Linked DNA regions of Homo sapiens: region 1 is linked to region 2. Evidence: chromatin contacts called from ENCODE Hi-C or POLR2A ChIA-PET data. All regions are on one chromosome and are shown on one strand. The core of a region is the stretch at or near the end of the contact, and the rest is flanking DNA. Distances in the headings are between cores, read along the strand shown. Region 1 holds the start of SELENOW (selenoprotein W). Region 2 holds the start of PPP5C (protein phosphatase 5 catalytic subunit).

The links. A loop is a pair of places that touch in the nucleus more often than their neighbours do. ChIA-PET counts read pairs that join two places held with the same protein, here RNA polymerase II (POLR2A). Pooled maps may share reads with other maps.
Region 1: a pooled map shows a loop between it and region 2 (10-fold over the local background). The contact joins the promoter of SELENOW here to the promoter of PPP5C in region 2. A Hi-C loop is called at or near these places in 5 of 50 pooled maps. POLR2A ChIA-PET finds 5 or more read pairs at or near these places in 2 of 52 experiments (Caco-2 and activated CD4-positive, alpha-beta T cell).

The regions. Positions count from the first base shown.
Region 1 is chr19:47,776,469-47,780,791 of GRCh38, forward strand. It overlaps SELENOW (selenoprotein W), which reads left to right and starts at 2,235. Exons shown (of 6, transcript NM_003009.4): 1 at 2,235-2,346; 2 at 4,257-4,281. The coding sequence starts at 2,318. RefSeq lists silencers at 2,123-2,382, 2,393-2,532.
Region 2 is chr19:46,344,879-46,349,264 of GRCh38, forward strand. PPP5C (protein phosphatase 5 catalytic subunit) reads left to right here and starts at 2,209. Exons shown (of 13, transcript NM_006247.4): 1 at 2,209-2,339. The coding sequence starts at 2,219. RefSeq lists enhancers at 2,047-2,226, 2,327-2,456.

The DNA.
Region 1 (4,323 bases), core at 985-3,484, 1.4 Mb after region 2:
CCCAAAGTGCTGGGATTACAGGTGTGAGCCACCTCATCAGGCTGAGTTTATTGAGTTATCCCCGTGTGCCAGTCAGAGCTCTAGTTCTTCCTACCTGTATAAACTCGCTTACTGCTCACATCAACCATCTAATGGAAGTGCTGTTTTCATGTTGTTTCCTGCCCTTTGTCTCTACCTGCCAGATCACTCCCATGAAGGAAGGGACTTTGTTTATTTATTCATTGCTGTATCCCTGGAAACTGGGACTGCAGGTGGTTATGAAGTACCTATTTGTTAAATGAGTGAACATTTCCTGTAGGCAATTACACCCAACTTCCAAATGGAGAAACAGGCTCAGAGATAAGCCCCTGCACCCTCACTCCTCAACTCAACTGCCTGTTTCTAGCACTTTCCATGACGATCCCCTCTGCACGGAGAGGGTTCATGGGGAGTGACTATTGTTCTGTAATGAATGACCAGGCTGTGCCAGGTCCGGCAGTAGGCCTTTTCCTTTTCCTTTTTTTTTTTTTTTTGAGATGGAGTTGAGTTTTGCTCTTGTCGCCCAAACAGGAGTGCAATGGCGTGATCTTGGCTCACTGCAACCTGTACCTCCTGGGTTCAAGTGATTCTCCTGCCTCAGCCTCCCGAAGAGCTGGGACTACAGGCATGCGCCACCACGCCTGGCTAATTTTCATATTTTTAGTAGCGACGGGGTTTTGCCATGTTGTCCAGGCTGGTCTCGAACTCCTGACTTCAGGTGATCCACCCACCCTGGCCTCCCAAAGTGCTGGGATTTCAGGTGTGACCCACTGTGCCTGGCCAGGCCTTTTCCTTTCTTTCTTTTTTCGAGACAGTGTCTTACTCTGTTGTCCAGGCTGGGGTGGCAGTGGCACAATCACGGCTCACTGCAGCCCCAAACTCCTGGGCTAAAGTGATCCTTCCACCTCAGCCTCCCCAGTAACTGGGAGTACAGGTACATGCCACCACACGGACTAATTTTAAAAGTTTTTGTAGAGATGGGGTCTTGCTATGTTGCCCCAGCTGGTCTCAGACTCTTGGGCTCAAGCAGTCCTCCTGCCTCGGCCTCCCAAAGCATTGGGATTACAGGTATGTGCCACCGTGCCCAGCCGCAGCAGGCCTTTTGTTTTTTTAGAGAGGGTCTTGCTTGGTGGCCTAAGCTGGAGTGCAGTGGTGCAATCACGGCTCACAGCAGCTTCCAAACTCCTGCGCTCAAGCGAGCCTCCTGCCTAAGCCTCTCAAGTAGCCTGGGACTGTAGGCACACACCACCACGCCCGGCTGATTTATTATCTATTTATTTATTTGAGGTGGAGCCTCGCTCTGTCACCCAGGCTGGAGTGCATTGGCCTGATCTTGGCTCACTGCAACCTCCGCCTCCCAGGTTCAAGTAATTCTCCTGCCTCAGCCTTCCGAGTAGCTGGGACTACAGGCACGCGCCACCACGCCCATCTAATTTTTGTATTTTTAATAGAGACGGGGTTCCTCCATGTTGGCCAGGCTGGTCTTGAACTCCTGACCTCAAGTGATCCGCCCGCCTCGGCCTTCCAAAGTGTTGGGATTACAGGCGTGAGCCAACGCACCCAGCCACTAATGTATTATTATTATTATTCTGTAGAGACGCAGTCTGGCTATGTTGCCCAGGCTGGTCTTGAATTCCTGCCTCTGCCTCCCAAAGCGCTGGGGTTACAGGCGTGAGCCACCGCGCCCTGCGGCTGCAGGTCTTTATAAGGCAACTGTGGGCCCTGGACCGCTCCCTGAAAACCTCCCCCTCAACTCCCTGTCTCCTCCCTCACCTGGTCTACCCCGAATCCTTCCCCTCTCGCCCCCTCGCCCTCTCCAGGGGAGGTGAGGGACTCAAGAATCGCGCCCTGCTTCTGTCCCCACCGCGCCGTCCCCAAGCCCACGCAGTGAAAAGACCACCCTTGAGGCTGATTCCGGGTCCAGCTGGGAGCGGCCAGCCGTAAATCACCGCCCCCGTGGGCCGTACCATTCTGGCCGGGGGGACCTGGGAGGGGACGCGCGGAGGGCTTCCCCCGGGGACTGCCTGTATCGAGACTCTCTCCAGCCCAACAGGAGGATGGGAAGGAGACTTGTGTGGGGGCCTCGGGCTGGCGGGTCGCGGGTTCCTTATCCTCCGCCTTGGCGCCTCTCCGCCCACCGCCCACCGCCCCTCCCTGGCATTGGTTGGCGCCAGGGGAAGCCGAGGCTCCATCCTTTCTGCGCAGGTTCCCGCCGCACTCGCGCAGACCTAGCGCGTCCAGGTGGGAGGTTAGTGTGGCCCGGGCGTCCGCTCCTCAGCGGATGTGGCAGCCCCGAGCCATGGCTCTCGCCGTCCGAGTCGTTTATTGGTAAGCCCAGCGGCCAGCGGCCCCCGTCCCCGACCCCCGCCGGGACCCGATTCTCGGAGCCGGGGTCAGGGAGCCCCGGGGAGAGGACCCATGGGAGCCCTTGTATGGGAAAAGGGAGCCCCTGTATGTGGGTGGGGTGGGCGTACGGAGGGGCGAAAAACAGAGGGCGGTCGTCCCTAGGCCCCGTCTTCGACTTGTGACACGCTGGGCATCTCGGGTTATAAAAGGTGGGGCTGAGACGAGTGTGTGTCAATTTCGAACCCCCGACTCCGGGGCTCCGCTGGGGAAGGGGCTGGGGGTCAGCTTTGTAAAGGGACCTAAGGCTCCTCCACCCTAAGGCTTCCCCTCCCCCAATATCCCGAACAGTCGCGGGGTGGGGACAGTGAGAGCCCAGAAGGTTCGAGAATGTCTCAGCCTGTGTTTCAGAAGCACTTGAATTGTTGGCCTCTGCCCAGTGGGTTCCCTTGGCCACGAACCCCACTCCTTTTCTGGCCTCAGTTTTCCGTCTGTGGCAAGAGGGAGGCTCTGTGTCAATACCGAACACGCTTAATTTCTGCAAGTCTCAGGAAGGGTATAATAGGATAGGATATAAATTACGTTCTCTCCACTCCCCAGCACCTAATACTGTGTGGCATGCTGTAGGTATTTAATAAATACGTGTTCAATGAATTTATCCTCCCAGGAATCCCTTAAGAGAGGGGAATTTTAGGCCAGGTGCCGTTGATCACGCCTGTAATCCAAACACTGGGAGGCTGAGGCGGGTGGATCGCTTGAGCCCAAGAGTTCGAGACCAGCCTGGGCAACCCAGGGAGACCCCCCCCTCGTCTCTACAGAAACTTAAAAAGTTAGCCGGGCATGGTGGCGCACTCCTGTAGTCGCAGCTGCTTGGGAGGCTGAGGCAGGAGGATCACTGGAGCCCGGAAGGCGGAAGTTGCAGTGAGCTGAAATCGTGCCACTGCACTCCATCCTGGACAGCAGAGCGAGACTCTGTCTCAAAAAAAAAAAGTAAATTAAAGAGAGGAATTTTAGTTCTATGTTACAGGTGAGAAAACTGAGGCTGGGACTGGGGTGGGGGCAGGTCAGTAGCTTCAAGTCTGGACTGCAGGTGACAGGGGTAACTGGAACCTGGGTTTGTCGGCAGCTTTCCAACGTCTCTGCCTGCTCGACAAAGCAGAGGCAAGAGTGACATTTTGAGACGCCTACCAGGCCTGTACACCAGATTCCAGTCCCGAAATAGCCTGCTGTGGGGGTTGGGTGAGCCTGTATTTCACCCTGGGGACTGGGAAGGTGTTCAGAATCTAGGAGCTGCGGGGCCGGGTGCGGTGGCTCCTGCCTGTAATCTCAGCACTTTGGGAGGCTGGGGCGGGCCGATCCCCTGAGGTTAGGAGTTCGAGACCAGCCTGGCCAACATGGTGAAAATACAAAAATTAGCTGGGCGTGGTGTAAGAATCCAGGAGCCGCAGGGTTTTCCTTGGAGTGCTGCGAGGGCTGTGGGTGAGGGTGGTGGGCACAGGGAGTGGGTGGGGACCTTACGTGTGCTGTTCTTCTCCTAATCCAGTTCTCCTGGTTTTCCCCCGTCCCCGTCTCTCGTATTTGTGGTCTCCTTGTCTCCTCTCTCCCCTTTTTCCCCTCCCCCTTCTCTGTCTCTTGCTTGGTGTTGGTTTTCTGTGTGTCTCTGTGTGTCCCCGCGCCACCCCCTGTGCTGTGTCCCAAAACTCTGCCTGGCTGGTGCCTGTCTTCTCTCTTGAGGGCATCTGTCACCTCTTCTGCTTGGTCATCTGTGTTCCTCTTTATTTCTTCCTGGCCCCATCTTGCTCTCTCCCCACACCGCCTGTGTCTACCCTCCTCTCCCCGATCCCCCACTTCTCCCTCTCTCCCCTGGGCCCCAATGTCTTGGACTCTCCTACCAGTGGCGCTTGAGGCTACAAGTCCAAGGTAAGCAGAGTGGATGCCCGGGGGGCATTCCTGGGAGCTGGG
Region 2 (4,386 bases), core at 959-3,458:
CTGAATATTTGTTTTGTTTTATTTGTTTTTTGAGACAGAGTCTCACTCTGTAGCCCAGGCTGTCGTGCAGTGGCGCGATCTCGGCTCACTGCAGCCTCCGCCTCCTAGGTTCAAGCAATTCTCCTGCCTCAACCTCCCTAATAACTGGGACTATAGGTGCGCACCATCATGCCCAGCTAAATTTTTGTATTTCTGGTAGTGACGGGGTTTTGCCATGTTGGCCAGGCTGGTCTTGAACTTCTGACCTCAAGTGATCTGCCTGCTTTGGCCTCCCAAAGTGCTTCGATTACAGGCATGAGCTACCATACCCAGCCCACTTTGAGTATTTGTGATGGAGTGAATATAAAAGTACTACTCTGTGTCAGGCTCCCTGACAAATGCTGTACTCATGTTGTCGAACTCTCCTCTAATCCTGTATGATGGGGATAATTATTATCCCCACTTTACAGAGGTTGAAACTGAGGCTTAGAAGAGGGTGATCACTTGCCCAAGGTCACAGTGTCAGGAAGGATTCCGCTGGACTCGAAACCAGAATTCAAATCCACTATGGCAGCTCCTTTTCCCCCAACCCCAAAACAAACAATACGAACAAACAAAAGAAAAATTTACTAACCCACCAAGATGGGCTCTGGCACCTACAGAGGCAGTAGAGTGGCAATGAAGGACATAGGAATTAGATGGGATTCCTGATCCTGGCTCTGTCACCTTCTTATGTTGTTGTGACCTTCGTCAAACACCTCTGCAAGTCTGTGTCTTTATCTGTAAAATGGAGATGATACTAATATCTGCCCTTTAGGGTGATTGTTGGTTGTGCTGGGGGCCAGTAGGAGAGATGGGGTTGGACTAACAAGAGGTTTGGGAGTGGGATAGATAGGTTTAGGAGTGTGCTTCCAGGAGGGGATCCAGAGCCTTACAGGACTTAGTGCTACATGAGGGCTTAGAAAGGACAGACTGGAAGCGTGTACGGCGGGTGGGGATTGGCAAAGGGGTGGAATCTGGATATTAGACTATTCAGCCTGAGGTTAAGACTATTCAGGGTCTCCTAATCAGGAGTTTGGGTTTTCTCCTAAGGGTGCTGGGGCCATGGAAGCCTGGGAGCGAGAGTGTGCCATGGTTTTATCATGTCTTAGAAAGATCCCTCGGCCGGGCACGGTGGCTCACGCCTGTAATCCCAGCACTTTGGGAGGCCGAGGCGGGCGGATAGCTTGAGGTCGGCAGTTCGAGGCCAGCCTGGCCAACGTGGTGAAACCCGTTTCTACTAAAATACAAAAATTAGCCGGGCATGGTGGCGGGCGCCTGTAATCCCAGCTACTTGGGAGGCTGAGGCAGAAGAATCGCTTAAACCGGGAGGCGGAGGTTGCAGTGAGCCTAGATGGCGCCACTGCACTCCAGCCTGGGCGACAGAGGGAGACTCCCTCTCAAAAAAAAAAAAAAAAAAAAAAAAATGTGAAGGGTAAACTGGAGGGAGGCAGAGTGCATGCAATCAATGCTGTGATCTCAGACAAGAGAATCTGTAAAAACACAAACAGGAGAGTTTATTTGAAGATTCAGGATTTGGGAAGCTGAACACAGGAAGAAAGGAGATGGTGCAACACACTTCTAAGCCTTGCTCAGGACTTGAAATCCAGAGTGCCTTCAGTTAAAAACTCAAACACTGACCCTCAAGGTTGGACCCTTTTTGGCTTGAGAAACCACTAATTTTTCAGAGATGGGTAACTGAGACCCTAGAGAGGAAGGGAAGATTTGTTCAAGGTCACACAGGTAGTCGACAATAGGGCTCGACGCCCGGGTCCGGCTCCGCGTAGGGCATGGCGCTGCCTTGCAAAACAGCCACACCCGCCAGCGACATTCACAACCCACCCCCCAACCCTAGAGGACAGCGGGGAAATCCCACTTTCAGAACCGAGAAACTTTTTACAGCCTTGGAACACGGTAACTTTGGGAGGAGAGGCCACACCAGGTCTGTTTCCCCGCGCGCCCCTTCTCTCATTCCCTATTGGCTCTCTCTACCAGGGGTACCGTCTGGGGAACCTCTGGTCACCTTGTCCTCCGCGCGCTCTGTGGCGAAAGGGACCTGCGCAGGCGCGTGAAGGGCGCCTTCAGGGCCCGCGCTTTACGACACTTGTGCGGCAGCGGCGGCGGCCACCCGGCGCTCCTTCGCGACGGTTCGGCCGGGTGCCGCTGGCGGCCGTTGCCAGGGTAGGGGTCGCTTTGCGGCATGGCGATGGCGGAGGGCGAGAGGACTGAGTGTGCTGAGCCCCCCCGGGACGAACCCCCGGCTGATGGAGCTCTGAAGCGGGCAGAGGAGCTCAAGACTCAGGCCAATGACTACTTCAAAGGTGCGCCCGCCTGGCAGGGAGGGTGGACAGTGGCCCAGGCTGAGGGGTGCCGGGCCCGCGCGGAACCATAGCAACGCGGAGCTGCAGCCTGGGCGCGGGGCAGACACTACCAAGTGACCGGGCGTGGGGAGGCCCAGGATGGCGCTGCCAAGGAGCGACATAGGGGGCTTCGGAGAGTGATACCTAGGAGTGGCGTGCGGAGCGGGTGCTACTCAGTGGAGAGACTGAGGAGGGCGCCACCAATTGTGGGGCGAGAGGGGGACTGGAATGAGGGCGCTACCAAACGTGAGGCCTGTAGAGGGCGCTACCAGGCAGTGACATGTGGTGGGGGAGTGATTGATGGCGCTACCAAATGGGGAGTCCTGGGGTGGGTGCCGCCAAGTGGGGGGTAGAGGGGGCACAGCCCCAATAGAGAAGGCAATCGTGGGGGTGGGGAATGGATCATTAGATGGGGGGAACAAGGAAGTAGGAGATTTGGGCTGACCCGAGGAAAAGGAATGTGATGGTGGGGGCCTTGGGAGTAAGGGTGGGGATCCTTAAGAATAGTATCACTTAGAATATTGAGAGTCAAGTGTGGGGCACCCATTCATTCATTAATTCAACAAATATTTATTGAGTACCTGTTATGTGCCAAGGACTGTGCTTGACTTTGGGGATATAGCAGTGAATGAGACAGATGTGGCCCTGTCCTTAGCTTGTAATTTTGCAGGTGAACCAGACATGAAAAAAAAAAAAACAAAAAAAAACCATGTAAATAAGTAAAATACTTAAATTGTGATGAGTGCTTTGAAAGCAAACCAGCAGTGTGATGAAGTAGAGAATAAGGGTTGGAGGCTACTTTAGATAGGGTAGTGGGGGAAGGCCTTACTGAGCAGGAGGCGTTTAAGCTGAAACTCACAGAGGGAGAACTGGAGAGGAGTGTTCCAGGGAGGTAAAGCAGCCTGTGCAAAGGCCCTGGGATGGGGAATGAAAGGGTACTGGCATGGCTGGGGCTTTGGCTACTTAGGGGGAGACCAATAACAAGATGAGATTAGGACAGAGGCCAGATCATGCAGGGTCTCCGTGAGTCATTACAAAGACCAGTTTGGAATTTTTTTTTTTTTTTTTTTTTTGAGACGGGAGTTTTGCTCTTTTTGCCCAGGCTAGAGTGCAATGGCGCAATCTCGGCTCACTGCAACCTCCGCCTCCCTGGTTCAAGCGATTCTCCTGCCTCAGCCTCCCGAGTAGCTGGGATTATAGACGCACACCACCATGCCCAGATAATTTTTGTACTTTTAGTAGAGATGGGGTTTCGCCATGTTGGCCAGGCTGGTGTCGAACCTCTGACCGCAGGTGATCCGCCCATCTCGGCCTCTCAAAGTGCTGGGATTACAGGCATGAGCCACCACGCCCAGCCCTACAAGAAGACACATTAAGTAAATGGGCCAGTCTGGACTGGAGAAGAATTTGGGTGTGATCAAACTATGGTTGGGAATGGATGAGATCATCTAGTAAGAGGGTCTAGAGGGGGGACTTAGGACAGAACCCAAATGGAAGAGGGTGAGGCTAAGGAGGAGCACTTAGTGAGGTGGAAAGGAAGCCAGGAAAGGTGTCGGGAAGGCTGAGAGAAGGGAGCGCTTCTAGAACAAGGAGCTGGTGCCTTTAGTCCGATGCTGCCAAGGCAAGCACTGGCCATTGGCTTTGGCTCCATGGATGCTGGTAGTGATGTTGACAGGAGCAGTTATTGGGGAGTGATGGGGGTGATGCAGCCAGGAGGTGCTGAAGAGTGAATGGGAGGGGAGGAAGTGGAGACAGCAAATGTTAAGTGTTAGGAGTATTGGTTCTGAAGGGGAGTGGAGAAATGGGGGAGGGTGGTAAGACGAGAACGTGCACAGGAGTTCGAGACCAACCTGGCCAACATGGTGAAACGACGTCTCTGCTGAAAAAATTAGTTGGGTGTGGTGGCACACACCTGTAGTCCCAGCTACTTGGGAGGCTGAGGCAGGAGAATTGCTTGATCCTTGGAGGCAGAGGCTGCAGTGAGCCAAGATCACACCACTGCATTCCA